Regions from separate parts of the Mus musculus genome. Here region 2 is linked to region 1. Evidence: chromatin loops called from intact Hi-C (ENCODE). Cell type or tissue: heart. All regions are shown on one strand. Each heading gives the region's core, and the rest is flanking DNA. Links, peaks and the distances in the headings are about the cores only.

The links. A loop is a pair of places that touch in the nucleus more often than their neighbours do. Peaks named below come from ENCODE experiments on the same cell type or tissue, not always from the same donor. Only the 100,000 strongest peaks of a DNase experiment are listed, where the experiment ranks them.
Region 2: a loop joins it to region 1, with 2.9 times the contacts of the local background. A loop is called at or near these places in 7 of 42 quality-filtered maps.

What each region holds. Positions count from the first base shown.
Region 1 is chr13:38,524,650-38,532,612 of GRCm38, forward strand. It overlaps Txndc5 (thioredoxin domain containing 5), which reads right to left and starts at 3,835. Exons shown (of 10, transcript NM_145367.4): 1 at 3,539-3,835. The coding sequence starts at 3,759. Gm31834 (a long non-coding RNA gene) reads left to right here and starts at 3,254. Exons shown (of 2, transcript XR_382215.4): 1 at 3,254-5,313; 2 at 5,658-7,963. In heart, for the core only: no CTCF peak of the experiment used is centred there; DNase peaks (open chromatin) are centred at 3,322, 3,852 and 4,192; H3K4me3 peaks cover 2,968 bases; H3K27ac peaks cover 2,305 bases.
Region 2 is chr13:38,338,366-38,346,328 of GRCm38, forward strand. Gm47990 (a long non-coding RNA gene) reads left to right here. Exons shown (of 2, transcript XR_003950672.1): 2 at 5,514-5,758. It overlaps Bmp6 (bone morphogenetic protein 6), which reads left to right and starts at 7,351. Exons shown (of 7, transcript NM_007556.3): 1 at 7,351-7,963. The coding sequence starts at 7,568. In heart, for the core only: CTCF peaks have their summits at 4,392 (motif pointing right) and 5,151; a DNase peak (open chromatin) is centred at 4,386; H3K27me3 peaks cover 827 bases.

The sequences.
Region 1 (7,963 bases), core at 1,252-6,251:
TCTTTACCTAACAAACAAATTGTTTGTGTTTATTACATAACTAATTGCTCCAATGCCTTTTAAAAGAATCCTTTTTTGGGGGAAAAAAAAAAAGCTCACTTACAAGAGTGAAAGGCACTGGCAATTGTGAGCTTGCTCTCAAATACATTCTCAATAAAATCTTTAAGCTTCTTTTTTTACCTGACTTCCAATGCATGCATCTGAAGGCGGCATTGGAAAGTCAGCATAAAGCTAATGTCTCTTCCTGGCGGGGCTTTCCTGGGCAACTAAGACAAATCCCTGCTTTATAAAGGCCTAAATAAAACAGGATAGAGAAGGCTCAGTAATTAAGGGCATGTGTTACTCTTTCAGAGAACCCAGCACCCACATCAGGCAGGTCCCCATGCCTGTAGCTCTGGTTCTATGGAATATGACACCATCTTCTGACCTCCTCAACACACATGGCACCCAAACCCACAGAGATGTACACATGTGCATACATAAAAATAAACTATGTAAACACATAAAAGCCCAAATATAGCATCACCCCCTTTTTCTGAAGGCTTGTCAGTTATACATTCCATGCAAGTGCCAAGAATGGAAGCACTGTCCGGTGCAAACACTTGAGCATGCTAAGCACTTTGGCACTTGAAGCAGAGGGATGGGGTACCACACAGGGAAACTGTATTTGAGGATTTAACTTCTGTGAACTCAGCAAAATGAGTTAGTTCAGCAAGGTCATGGGTAGGGAAAGAGCGGATAGCAAGGAAGAATGGAGGCCCAACGGCTCCGTAAGTGTGTACACAATGGGGCCTGTGGACTTTATGCTCCCCAGTTGGCCCATGTTCCTGTTTGCTCCTCATGACATCTGGTGCCTAATCAAAGAAAGCAGATTGGTTCTAATGCTGGTAAGGAACCCAGCTATAAGATGTTGCTGGAAGATAGATGAGTGGCTGCCCTAATGGATTTTCTTTTTCTTTTTCTTTCTTTCTCCTTTTTTAAAAACTAGATATTTTATTTATATTTCAAATGTTATCCCCTTTCTTGATTCCCCCCCCCAGGAGCCCCCATCCCATCCCCCCTCCTCTTGCTTCTATGAGGGTGCACTCCCACCCACCCACTCCCAACTCCCCACCCACGCATTCCCCTACACAGGGGCATTGAGCCTTTCCAGGACCAAGGACCTCTTCTCCCATTGATGCCCGACAAGGCCATCCTCTGCTACATATACGGCTGGAGCCATGGGTCCCTCTATGTGTACTCCTTGGTTGGTGGTTTAGACCCTGGGAGCTCTGGCTGGTTGATATTGTTCTTCCTATGGGGTTGCAAACCCCTTCAGCTCCTAAGGGTTGTCCTGATGTTAGCGGAATTTGATCAGATATGCTCAGTTTAGAGTTGTAGATAGACATCCTCTATACCCTTGAAAGGGTTCTTATGAAAACAATACAAGATTTAAAAAGAAGATAAAGATTTAGTTCCCTCTAACCCAAGTTAACCTGACCACTTGGGGTCATCACCACACAGGCAAGCCTCTCCCCACCCAGGAGGACTAAAGAGTCCACTGCTTCTCTCTAACTGGCATTTCTGGTTTGGAGCCCTTGTGGATACAGCACTACAGAGACTGCCGGCTGTATTCAGATGTGGCCTGGAGCCAAGTGACAGAGCAAAGGCACCTAACCTTACCTTTGACCTAACTGTCCCTAGGTTCAGTGTGACCAGATGCTGGCACCAGATCAACAGCAGGAGGACAATCCTGCACCCACAAAGCTTAGAACAAATACAGAGACAGGTCAGTGCCATCACTACACAGTGTCCTTGCCCCAGCATCACACATGGACAGTGAACATTCCAGGCACTCACGGTGAGAAAGAAGTGGGGAGAGGACCCAGCGTAGTCTACCTTGAGTACCATGTTGTTCTTAAAATTTTGAAATCTTAGCACTCTGTAGGCTGAGACCAACAAAGTCATGAGTTCAAGGTCAGCTTGGCTACACAGAGAGATCCTGCCTCAACTTCCCCTTAAAACATCAAAAACCCAGCCTTCAAAGGCCATGGGTGGGCTCCTACATCTCTCTAATATTTTTATCAGAATAGCAAGAAGCAAACAATTGAAGGCTTATCCTAGAGAGCAGCCTCGACCTAAACGTCTGTAAGCCATAGAGTTAAAAAAAAAAAAAAGAATCTGTGGTGTATACCCCAACTGGCCAAGACTAGCTGGTTATTCATTGCATATATTCTAAACTTAAAACTCCATCAGCACTCCAGAGAACCTAACCCTGCCTGCATGTCAACTTTTCTCATAAAACTAAAAACCCTTAGATTTATTCCACCGAAATCAACTCCAATTAAGTCCTGTGGTGTACTTAACTGGAATCACTACTTTGAGACGACTTGTGCACAGAGTAACTATTAACGCGACTGACTGTGGCAGACTCCCAGTCTTTTTCTTTCAATGGTAGTTCTACAGACTCAAGTGGCTGTTCTTGGGAATGTAAAACAGTGTATCCCATTCCTGCATTCTTAACTGATAATGGCTGTGAGCCAAAATGATCCCCTCCCCCACAAAGTTAATTTAACACTAAACGAATTGAAATGCAGTAATAGCCCGCTCTAGGGTTATGGGCAAAGTTTCTCCCACTTTAGAAAAATACAATCACTGACTACATTGGATTCCACAGGCACATTTTTCTTAACTGCTTAACCCCCTGTCCTTAATGAGTCCCTACTGAGCTAGAGGAAGAGTACTTTGCTCAGCAATAAACACAGCCAGAACATCCCACATCTCAAGAGCCTGTGCTCTAAATACCGCTTTCTGCTGTGGACCGGAGAACTTCTTTCTCTGAGCATCTAGGCCCCAGTAGCAAAGCACTGCTATGTCTAGACTAATTCTTGGGGTAGTGAGGTGCACCAGGAAGCCCCAACCGAAGAATGGAAGCCTGAAGTTATGACTTTTAGGAAGAACAGTTCGACCTCACACTTTCCAAATGACCGGGCCCCAAATGAGAACAGGAGGTGAAAGAGTTAAAGGCCTTGAGAATACAGCTCACATCCACTCCAGCGTGCAGCGGAGACTCCAAAACTGGCACCTCGCTGGACTCCAGGGGCCGGGGAAGTCTCAGTTCCCGACCTAGGCTATCTTTTCCTACCCTCGACACACAAAGTGGGCAATCACATCTTGAGGGGGCCTTAGATTTCCAATCCAACCCAATATTGATGGGCCAGCAGGAAGAACCCTTCAGGATAGGGCACGTGGACGCCGGGCTCCCGCCGCGTCCGGCCAGCACAGGAAGTTTGGGGAGCTGGGCAGGGGACAGAAGCGGGGGATGCCTGGACTCCAGCAGTGTGGCGGGGTGGAGAGGCTTTTCCGGGTCTCCCCTCGGGGCCCGCCCTTCCTAGCTCGCAGGCCGGCGGCTAGCGCCACGTCAGCGGCGAGGCCCGAGCGCGGCCCACGCCCCCGGCGCAGCCTGCGCGGCCTCGCGCCCTCTCCCCGGTCCCCGGCTCCAGGTCCCTGGTCCCCGGTCCCAGATCGGGCTCCGCCGGCCTGCTGGAGCTGCAGTTACCAGGGCGCGAAGAACATGACGAAGTGCGCGGCGCTCTGGATCCCGTGCGTGAACATGTCGGCCGTATACAGGTGCTTGGCGTGCGGGTCCTGCTCGACCCCGCTGTCCGCTTCCACCTCCTGGGCCCGGGCGCCTTTGCGCGCCCCGAGCAGCAGCAGGAGCGTGGCCAGGGCCGGCAGCCCGGCCAGCGGCTGGAGGAGGCGTCCTGGGCGCGGGGGCATCGTGGCGGGGCTGGCGAGCTCTCGCTCGTGCCGCGGGTCCCCTCCGCGGCGCCGCTCCCGCCCCGGCTCCTCCCACGACCGCAGAGCCACGCCTCAATCACGCCCCCGCTCGCAGAGCCACGCCCCCTGTCCCGCCGGCTCACCTAGCAACTTGCTGTCTTCTGCTGAAAGCCACCAGGAAGAGGTCGCTTAGGTCCTGGGGTCCTTGTGCAGCACCTCCAGCGCTATCTCAGTCCGGTTCCCTTCCATCCCGCTGAGCTCATTCTCCTTCCCAAGCTCCTCATCAGCCTTTCCCTGCTAGGGACGAAGAGGCCAAGCTGCCAAGCTATGGAACAGTGGCAGCTTCTGTTGATAACTAATCAGACACCAAGAGACCCGAGAGTTTAGGACCAAGCTGAGCTGCTGTCAGCAGAAAGGAGGAAATCAGGCAAACGTGTGTGGGGTTTGCTCTTGCATAAGTCAGATTCTTAGCCAAAGCTCAACTGTGATTTGAGGGCCTGGCCTCAGGGGGTGTGATGAAACCACTTCCCAAGAGCACCTCCTCTGTTATCCTGCCCTGCCTTCACTTTGAAAAGGAAAGGCAGTCAAAGTGGCCCTTCCTTCAGGCCCTGGCTAGTGCCCTGTGTGCCCTAACTCACCCTGGATAGGAAAATGAATGGCAACAGCTGTTCTGGGTGAGAGCTAACGCCTGGGCTGGGGCGCATGGACCCACGCCAACTCTTGAACTTTAAGTCGGGTGGCAATCTAAGCTCCCTGCCCTGCCTTGAAAACCTGGAGCTAAGTTAGGGAGAACGAAACAACCACTAGACACTTGAGAGAGGTCCTAGAGCTATGCTCTGTACCGATGAAAAGGAAGCTGGCATCATAAGACATATATATGGTGATCTTTTATTGGGAAAAAGCAACGGGCATAGTAAGAAGAGTACATGGCCATCTTGTATTGGACTTCTGAGCAACACTTCTGAAAATCACCTGATCTTTATTAGCCTCAGCCTCCCTAAACCAAAAGCCTGGGTTAGCAACAGTTGGGGGTGGTGGTAAAGGGAGGGGCAGGGAAACTCACATCATCTGTAACTATTCTCATGTTAGGTTCGTCCACCTGTAAATGTTTAACCATGGTTTTCCAAACACCAAACTGCAGCATCTCTTGCTTGCCCCCTCTCTCCCTTTGTGCCCTCACATTCTGAGTAAGCACAGTTCAGCCAAACGCTTCTTCCGGCTTTCCTAACCTGAACAGACCTAAACTTGCCCATCGCAGGAGAAGTTCTATGAGCATCCTTTGCCCACGTGATTTTGACTATGGCAATTTGTTGCTCCAACTTGAACCAGCACACCAACTCTGCCCAGTAGCCTTGGCATACAGACTAAAATAGAAATCCCTGATGCTGTCCTTGAAGGCCTCCTGTGATGTGCTCTGCCATGCCTCGTGTCCTGTGAGGCTTGCTGGTGACCAGAAATCCAAGAACTCTTGCCATGTCATCTGTACTGTCAAGGTCAAAGCTTTATGCTCCTCAATACTTCTCTCACTTCATTGCTAAGACATCGCAACAGAAGGTACTATGTTTATAATATCAACTCCTTTTTCACCTGCCCAAAGCTGTGTGGTTCCAGATCCCTTTGGGGGTCAAATATCAGCTATTAACATTATGACTTGTAACAGTAGCAAAATCCTAGATTTGAAGTAGCAATGAATAGTTTTATGGTTGGGGTCACCACAACATGAGGCCCTGCATTAGAGCGTCACAGCATGAGGAAGGTTGAGAACCACTAGCACAGACCATAGCTCTTGGAGCCCTCTCGAACGCTGGCTGTTGGTTGATGTTTCACTCTTGCGTCTCGTGCAGTTGAGACGAAAGGCAGATAGCACCCTTTACCAATGTGTTCCCTTCTATCCACAGACCTTCAGCTCCCGACATATTGGATCTACTGAGCATCCCACCATCATCTGCCCTTGCAGTTTTTGCCATCCTCCCAGGACACTCTCCTATTTCACTGAAGACTGTGGTGCCTTCCAGATGACAGAATTCCCAACAACCCTTTCCTGTCATCATTCCTGGTGACTTTGGTGATTTTGACATTTCCATCAGGAACCCCTTTATACAAGGGAATCTAGAATGTTTACTGTTTCTAATATCTGGATAAAGGTGCTAGGGTTTGGGTCTTGAATGTAAACCTCTGTGGGTCCATGTGTTGGAGACCTATCTCCAGAGTGGTGCTAGTGGAAGGGGGTAGAATTTTTAGATGCAGGGTGGGAGGTTTTAAGATCATTGAAGGTGTGTCTTCAGAGGCGATCTCAGGAGCCCTACCACTCATTCCCTGCCTCCTAAGGTGAGGAGCTGTATTCCCACCCTGGGGAGCTGTCTAAAGCACTGAGGTGGCTATGAACACTGCCCAGAACCTCCAAGCCTGACAGTCAAATACTTTTCTTCTTTGTGTCTCAGGTATTAACTGCAGTGGCCAATTGTTGTGGAGGCTCTCTGTTACTGGTATGGTTACTGTTTCTGTCAATGTGACTCTGACCAGGAATACTCTATTGACTGTTTCTCTGCGGCATTGATACAATGACAGGAACTCCACCTGAGTCTGCCATCCTTTTGGCTTCTCTATTAAAGGCTCAGAGCTTTGCCTCCAACTCACCTTCATCCTCTCTCTCTCTCTCTCTCTCTCTCTCTCTCTCTCTCTCTCCCTCTCTCTCTCTCTCTCTCAGACCTCATTCATCCCCATAGCTGTACACACTTCCAACGCAGACAGCACCACAAACCTTTCACTACGAAGAACTTGTCTGACCCGAGAAGGAGAGAACTCTTGCACTGTGTCTCTCTGATGGGAGCATTAGTTTCTGCCATACCCTTTCCTTTCCGCAGCAGCCCTTGCTCAGTGTGTAAGCTCCACAGAGTTGAGAAGATGTCTGACGCCCAGCAGGTATTGGACTCATGTTTATGAAATGAATAAATGGGAAGTCCTATTTGTCTCCTCTCAGAAGCTGATTTCCTTGAGAGGGTCCTCAGAATCACAGGGAGATGTCCCAAGTAAACGACCCATGATCATGGGGGCTATTACTGAGCAGAGGCATCATGGCCCACAGTCCTATGACTGCACACCATGGGCCTTCATGGGGTTGCAGCTCATTCCAGTGCCAGTTTTGGGGTGCATGGTGAAGCCACCTAGTTACAACACTCTCTGTGCCCCAGGGCATTCTGTGAGAAGTGCAGCAGTAGTAATTACCCCTAACCAAGAGAAGCTATAGCTTTCGGTCCACCTCCTCATGGTGCCAGATACCCTAAAATAGCACTCTGACCAAAGGAAGACCCCACAAAAAGCTCAGAAACTGAGATGTTGCCACCTGAATGACTTTAACAGGTGCATCCTGAGTTATTATTGGGCTGAAAAATGCTGCTTTTAAGCAGGGACCGAAAGTAAATGCATCCGGTTGTTCTAACTTCGTCAGAGCATTCTGGGGGTGCCTCTAGAGAGAGAGAAAATATGTTCTTTTTCTAAAAAAATAACTTTTATGATTGCTCAAATATGATTATGGAGAGGAGCAAAGAGTAGATTATCATCATCAGAAACAACAAACAAACAAACAAACAAAATCCTAAAGAACAAAGCAATTTCCCAACCTGGAATCATGCAGGAAAATAGTCTTATTTTCAGCATTTAAAATTGTGTAAGAGACTTAATATTTACTCATTACTCACATAAGCTCTTGGTAAACACAGCCTCCTAAATAGTTAATAGGCACAGACAAACACATTATAACATAATAGATTCGAGACTCTAATGGAAGAGGAAAGATTTTGAAATCCACGTGGGATCGGTGTGGACACAGGGGAGGCTATAGAGAAAATTTCCCTGTTGGTTGGACTGTGACCACTGAGGTCTCTATGTTGTCTGGCAAAGTCCACGGCAGCCTGGCTACCTCCCCCTCCCCAGCTCACTGAGTCCATAATGCCGCTGCTGGTTCTTTCTGTCCACCATGTCTCAGCTCTTTGACAACTGGGCGCTTCCATGGATGCTCCCCTGGCCTCCTCCCACAGAGTCCCTGCACACAAGGCCAGCACACAATCTCACTTGGGTTCCTGGCAACCTTCCACTGCTCAGCTAGCTAGCCATTACTGATGGGCATCTCCATGGATCTGCAATGTCCTGGTTAGGCACAGAGACACAGTTCTTTCGTGGTGCTTAGGAGACAGTTTTGAAGGGC
Region 2 (7,963 bases), core at 1,287-6,286, 190 kb before region 1:
CCTGTGCCTGTGCCTGTGCCTGTGCCTGTGCCTGTGCCTGTGCCTGTGTCTGTGTCTGTGTCTGTGTCTGTGTCTGTGTCTGTGTCTGTGGTGTCTGTGTCTGTGTCTGTGGTGTCTGTGTCTGTCTGTGTCTGTCTGTGTCTGTGTCTGTGTCTGTGTCTGTCTGTGTCTGTCTGTGTCTGTGTCTGTGTCTGTGTCTGTGGTGTCTGTGTCTGTGTCTGTGGTGTCTGTGTCTGTGTCTGTGTCTGTGTCTGTGTCTGTGTCTGTGTCTGTGTCTGTGTCTGTGTCTGTGTCTGTGTCTGTGTCTGTGTCTCTCTCTCCCTGTCTCTCATACTAACCATCCAGGATACCACTGGAGGTTTTTCATTTGTTGTTTACCTTTGAGATGAGGTCTTGTTATGTTGCCCAGGCTGATCCTTCCCACCACAGGGCCCCAAGTGCTGGAACAGTGGAACCATCATGTGTGACTTACAGAAGTTTGTGTAAAGCTATTTCCTTTTGGGGTCCTTGAGTCTTGGGAGTGATTCAGCAGTGGAGAGATCTCTAAAAGGCTATTCGGGGACTTGTCTTGAAGTTGTGCTTGCATAGCAAGCTTCTGATCATTTGGGGTAGATTCTGTACTCCAGGGGCAGACAGTTATACGTTTTCCACAGCTCCTTAGCATTACAATAACCTTTAGGGAGCTTGACTTAGGCTCTCAGCCAAGGGCAGAGGAATAGAGGTTGTAATGACTTGATTTTGTATGAGCTTAGCACATCTCCTTGACATTGGGCTCTGTCTTCAGAATCTGTCGGGACCCATCATTTCCCCTGCATTTTGTTTCCCACTAAGGGTTGCTGTGAATCCTTTTCCTCTTGATCATAAACAAAAGGTTCCTTGCTGGTCTTCCTGGATCTGCAATGAGAATGTTATACTCAAAGTCCAGTGGCACAAAAGAGTCTCTTCACACATGGCTCTTGTCTCTCCTCTGCTCAGAGTCATCCAATGACCCTTGCAACTCACACCTGTTTGATGCTATTGCTTTATTTCTGATCAAAAAGTATTTACTGCATACAGCAAACTGTGTAAAGCATGGACAAAACACTCCTATAATTAAGAAAATTGACTTTACCTGTATGTGCTCCACCCACGTGAGAAAATGAACCAACAGTTGGAAAGCTTCTGTTGGGCTTCAAGCTATCATTCCTCTCGTGATATTTTATTTTTATTTTTTATTTTTGAAAAGGAGCTACTCAACTGTCGTCTAAATGAATTCAACCTGACTGAACTTCACACCCATGCAATGAGAGGATGTGTTCTTTCTCGTGTGCATGTTGGCAAGATGTGTCTATGTTGTGCCATCTCAAGCCTTTACTTCTATTTTTTATTTGTTTCCTTATTTATTTTAGAGTATGAAAGCCAACGTCCTTCCCAGGGTGTCCATTGTCCTATAACATCTTAGTATACCAACATTCCGACAGGATTTCCCATTGCTATTCCTTCTGATGCACCCTACTGTAGCCTCTTCTTGCTCTTTATCAGGATCCTCAGGCATGTCCTTGGCACAGGGGTTTGCATGCACTATTTCCATGGCCCAAAAGCCTCTTCTCAGGATACCCTCCTAGCTCATTTCCTTTAATCTACCATATCTTCACCCCAAAGCAGCTTTCTTCAAGAAGCCTTCCCTAAGCACCCATGTGCTTCTACCCTTCCCCCTGTCTACACATCCTCCATATTACTTACCATCCAAATACATATGTGTTTGGTTTGTTTGGTTTGTTGCTGAAATATCTGCTGAAACATCACCCATTTAGTGGCTGAAAACAACCCACACTTCCACCTTCTGTTCTGAGGGTGTGAAGTCTGGATGATGTCAATCCCTTCTCCATGGAAAGGTCCCAATAGACTGAGGACAAGAGGTCCCCGCCCTCAGCTCTTATCTGTAGGCTCTGACCAATCATCTGCTTATAAGTTCGTTCTGGTTGTTGACGTGATTAGCAATCAGAGCTGGGGTTGCTGTTAACTTGATACCTGTGAGCTGTGCCCTTTGCATTCCCTAACTCATTGCCACCTTGAAGCCAATGAGACTAGTCAAGTCTCTCTTGGGCTATGACTTTCTCTTGATGTCTGCTCTTTTTAAAGACTCTTGGGATTCTATTGGGCCCCTTGAATAATCCAGGACCAGTTTCGTCTTGAGGTTGCCTGTTTACCAATTTTAATCCTATCTTTTACTTTTGTAGCACACTGTAGAAACGCTGTTCACTTAGCTGTATCAGCTGGAGTGTAATTCCCAGCAACTTGTGGTACACTGTTCATCCCACTGTAGTTTCCGATCGTCCACTCCCCAGTTTAGACCACAGGTAGGTATAGTTCTCTGGTGTCTTCAGCTTAGGACCCTGCCCAACACACAGCAGACATTTCATTATTTGTTAAACGAATGACTGTGTAGATAGACTGGGTAGGTATATGGTCTTGTTCTTCTTTCAAAGCTAAAAGTCAATGATACTGATTTTTATTTTATTTTTATTTTTGAAACAGGGCTCACTATGTGGCCAGGATGGTGTGGAACTCAAGACCACCCTGACTTAGCCTCTGCAGCACTAGGATTACAACTGTGCACCATCCTCCTTGCCCCATGTGACTTTCCTTTCTAACCTGCATTTATTCAGTGTGGACTTTTTTTTTTTCTTTCTGGCCTCTGCATGACACCATATGGTTTTGCTCCTTAAAAGGACTGACAGCCCAATATGACATAGTTTCATGCAGCCTGCTAAATAGAGACACACGTGGTTCATAGAATGCCATGGACCCCAGAGGCTGACGGGTCAGGGAACCCTGCCCTACCCAACAAACATATGTCCAGTGCTTTCTCAGAACCAACCTCTTCAGGGATAATAAAACGAGAAATGGAGATGTATTGTTTGGTTCAATTTAAACATAAAAATGTGACTTCATGTACACATACCAGTTAGCCAATGAAAAATTCAGAAATGGCTTAATGAGTCGACTGGATTCCACTGATAACTTCATTGTTTGGAATTCTATAGACAGTTTGGGTTCTAGGAGTACAAGGTCTGAGTGCGTGAGACAAGTGAGACTCAATAAATAACAGATTTGCTATTTGGGTTACAGTGTGGAAAAAAAAATCTCTGGAAACAGATTTATATATTAGTTTTTCGCTTTGCCACCAGATGTCCTCCGAGTTGGAAAATATGATGGTCCGAGTGACATTTTGAAGTGTGAATGCCCAACATTTTTGAACAGACAGTGATGGGATAGTGTGAGGGACTGTGCATGTGACCGCAGACTTTGGGATGAGACACATATTTTGAAGTTTGTCTTACAGGTGTAGCTTTCAGAAGCAATATTTATTTAACACTCTGATGTTCATCTCTCGCACTCAGCAAACATTTACTTAACATAGTTCCTTTTCATTAAACCCAAACTGGTATTTTTAAAATGTGAGTGAGTGAGTTATTATATTTTGGAATTGATGTCAAACTCCTCCAACCTTGTGCTAATTATAATGCTGAGAGTTTAGGATTTTATGAGTGGAGTGTCCCAAGGACTCGGGGAGGGCAGACCTCAGGCTTTTAAGAACTACAGCCACATATTAGAGGACTTCTATGTTGAATTTTGAAAGCAACAGCTTAAGGCTTTGGGCCAAGCAGTTGAATGGGTCTGACTGAATACAAAAATCAACGAGTGTACTTGTGGTTTTGTTTTTGCTTTGTTTCGGTTTGGGTTTTGTTGAGAGAAGATTTCTCTACGTAGTCCTGGCTGTCCTGGAACTTGATCTGTAGACCAGGCTGGCTTCGAACTACTGGAATTACAGATGTGTGTCGTTACTGCCGGGTTACTTGTAGTGTATTGTTAATGATGTGGTTTATGGGCAAGAACAGAGCACTTAGCATATCAAATGGATAAGCAGTATCATTTTGAAACAAGGATATTTGGCATGTTAAATTAACAAGCACCATCTTTTCAAATCAGAATTTATTAGGCCAAACACATTGTAAACATAGAGCTCTCCACAACTGGTAAGGAACCACTTTGAAAGTAGGCATTTTTAAGAATTTTCTGTGAGTTACTCTGTGTCCCCGTGAGAATTCCCACCCTGTCTCTAGTATCACCAAACGTGTGGAACAAATTTGTGCTTTATGGTGAGGCCATCTTCACTTCGTGAAGTGGGGCAAGGGTGGGACAGACAACCTATTTCCAGAGACTGAGGCCATCTGCATGAAATGTCAGCCAAGCAACCAGATGTTTGCTATGGGTTGGCTCACACATCTGGCTTCTTGACGAGATTTCTCCTCTGCCCCCGCCCCCAACCCCCAAATGCTTGAGAGATGCTCAGAGAAAAGTGAGGGAAACTTGTCTGGGTTTACAGAGGAAGGGGCAGTAATATTTTGGTGTCCTGCAGGGGGCGAAGTGGCCTCTGATTTTCTCCAAGTGTTCACAGGTTCCAGTGAACTCTGGAGGCAGACCTGCTCAAACAAGTTCCTTCAATGCCATTATTCTGTATCCACTTAGAATCACACGTGTGCTTTGTGCTAGTCCTCTGCTCTGACACCTCCGGGCCACGTGGAGTCTCTAATGGGATGTGGTCAGGAAAACAGGAGCGGGAGGGACATGGATGAAGGTTCTCTTTCCACCCCGAGTTTCACTTGACATACATAGAGAAGCTGTGGTCCCAGTCTGATGTCATTGAACTCTTAGGATTATACCTCTTTATTCATCCCTTTGAACTAGGTGGGCCCAAGTGCTTGGCTGCCTGCTTCCTGTAAATATGGCATGTCCAGGTTGAGAGTGCACCATAGACATGCAGAACACATCTCTTGTGACCTTTGGCTGAATGTCACTGACCTTATGACATCTTACCTCACATTTTTTGGGGGGGGGGGCTTCCTCAGACTCTCATACTCACCACCTGAAGACACCCCCCAAACACCCCCTTATTTTAGCACTATTCTTTGAGAACAGAATTCCTCTTGGTAGGGGTGGGGAGTCTGTGACAGGCCTGAGTTAGAGATGCTGTTAAGGACTGTGGTTGATAATACTTCACTACATGTCATTTTAGACTCACGCCACAAGGGGGGGGGAACCCTACAGAGGGGGCAGTAGTGTAGCCCTACATGTCTGTTCTTCACTAGGCTCATTTTCACAGAGTCATATACCCCAAATGAGTCACAAGCTCGCTTTTTAAAAAAAGATTTATTTATTTATTTATTATATGTAAATACACTGTAGCTGTCCTCAGACACTCCAGAAGAGGGAGTCAGATCTCGTTATGGATGGTTGTGAGCCACCATGTGGTTGCTGGGATTTGAACTCCTGACCTTCGGAAGAGCAGTCAGGTGCTCTTACCCAATGAGCCATCTCACCAGCCCACAAGCCCACTTTTGTGTTTTAAATGGCACTCCCTAATGGAGTACCTTTAGGGCTTAGTTTGTTTTTCTATTTTTACAGATTCCAGTGTTGTCTTCACTGCCCTTATAATTTGCGCTTCTTTTATTCCGCATGTGTCTTGTCAGACCTCTTACAAAGAAGATGTGGCTGAGTGTGTGCAAGGAGGAGGCCCCCAGCTTGAAGCTCATGAGTACTTGTTGTGACTTCAGATCTTCTGAGTGGAGTTCCTGGCCTCTCTAGCAGCACAGCAGTGACTTCATACTTGTACAGTGTCCTGGACAGAAGAAACGGTGCACGCTTTTGATGTCTCTAGCATCCTAGCAACAATTATCTAAAATGTTTCAGACCCCATAAACCAATACTGAAAGTGGGTGGCTTATTTTCTTTCCTAATCCTTCCATTCTTGTCAGGTGAAAGACTCACATGTTTAAAGGGCATTTGCTTCTACCATCTAGAGATGAGTGGCCATTTGAGCCATGAATTGACATGTTTATTGGTAGAAGGCAGTGTTGGGAGTGGTCCCAGTTTGTTCAAGGATAGAAGCAACCTGTGTTGAGGGCCCTGTTTATTATCCTGGCTATTTTCTATACTTTCCAGGCTTCTGCCCTGGCTGAAGGCCATCTTTACCACCGTCTTTACGTTTTACCTGGAACGGTGTGTCTAATAATTGCATTTCAGCTCATTAAGATGCAATTGCCAACGGCAACTGCATTGAGAGACTAGCAAGAGGATGGGGAAGGCTTTCCTCGTAACACTAGCAGATCGTAACCCCTTTCGTTTGGGTTGTAGTTTAAGAACTCAAATGCAGCCCAAACGAAGAAATAAATTGAAATATCCGACTGGAAACCTCCAGGACTCTGGTTTGGCTTGTCCTGCCCTCTTTGCAGCTAGTGTGTGAGCAGCTTCCTCGCAGGGTGTGTCTTAACTTACAGCAGCTGCCTTTGAGAGCCACGTGTCTGCTAAACGCCTACATTCCATCAATAAGAGAAACTGAGCAGAGAAGGAGAAAACTGTCATACTATTTTCTCCTTCGGTAACGGCATGGATTAAATAGCTGTGTTTGCTTTTATTTAGCAGAGGAAGAAGAAAGTTTAGATCGGGGTCGTGATCGGATCTGTCTTCCTAGCAATGACCTCTTTGCCTTTCTTACCCGCCCAAGCAACTCCTGATGCCTCCAAGAATTCTGTGTGCTAGAAACCTACGCTCGCTAGGCAGAGGCAAGGCCCTGGGAGAAGGGAGGGTGAAAGAAGGGGGTGGGCCTATGTAAATAGCCCGCAAGAGTCACCTCTCCATTGGCTGGTAGCCTGTCCGTTACCGAGTAGGGCAGGGCGTTCCTGGGCTTGAGTGCGGTACCTGAGCGAGACGCGCAGCAGAAAGCCCACGTTGGCGGCGGCCGGGAGCGCAGTGCGCAGAGGCGGGAGACTGCGAATCCCCGAGCCGACGCCGCAGCCTGCGTTCCGAGTTCCGCTCCTCGTCTCTCTCATCGCCTCGGAGAGCGGGATCCTCCGGGCACCCGAGAGACTGCCGAGAGGAAAGCTAGATCGTGGCCGCCTCCACTTGGGGAGGCGCGCGGAGATTCCGAGGGGGAGAGACGGTGCCCGAAGGCGGAGGGGCGCTGAGTTTCGGACCAGAGGGAAGTTAAAACCGCGCGGAGAAAATTGGCTTTTTAGGACGCAGGGACGCCACAGCCTGGGACCCACAGGGGAGTAAACTTCACGACTGTCCTACAAGCCAGGAGAGGCGTGCGAGGGGATGGTGCCCGGCATCGCCTCCACCTCTTGATCTGTCGTCTCCGGCCCCCCTCGGCCAGCCGCCTCTGAGGGTTCAGGGCAGCGCACGTGTGCAGACTGCGAGTGACCGTGCCGTGACCCGCCCGGGGACGCCGGCTGCAGCGCAGTCCTGCCTAGGACACACCTGGCTCACTCAGCCCGTGCGCCTCCAGAGACCTGCGGGAGAGTGGAGGATCCTGGCCGTCGCCCCGTCGTCTCTTCTCCACCCGGGCTTCTGGGGGCGCCGCGGATGACCATGAGAGATAAGGACTGAGTGCCAGGACCGGGAAGAGAGCCCGCCGAGAGGTGGCGGGGGCTGCCCACTCCGAGGGCCACAGCCTCCGCGCTCCGGCCTCGCTCCGCCGCTCGACGCCTCGCGGGCCCCGCGGGGGCAGCCGGGCTGGGCGGCGATGCCCGGGCTGGGGCGGAGGGCGCAGTGGCTGTGCTGGTGGTGGGGGTTGCTGTGCAGCTGCGGCCCCCCGCCACTGCGGCCCCCTCTGCCGGTAGCCGCGGCCGCCGCCGGGGGGCAGCTGCTGGGAGCCGGCGGGAGCCCGGTGCGCGCTGAGCAGCCACCGCCACAGTCCTCTTCTTCGGGCTTCCTCTATCGGCGGCTCAAGACCCACGAGAAGCGGGAGATGCAAAAGGAGATCCTGTCGGTGCTGGGGCTCCCGCACAGGCCGCGGCCCCTGCACGGTCTCCAGCAGCCTCAGCCCCCGGTGCTCCCGCCACAGCAGCAGCAGCAGCAGCAGCAGCAGCAGACGGCCCGCGAGGAGCCCCCTCCAGGGCGGCTGAAGTCCGCTCCACTC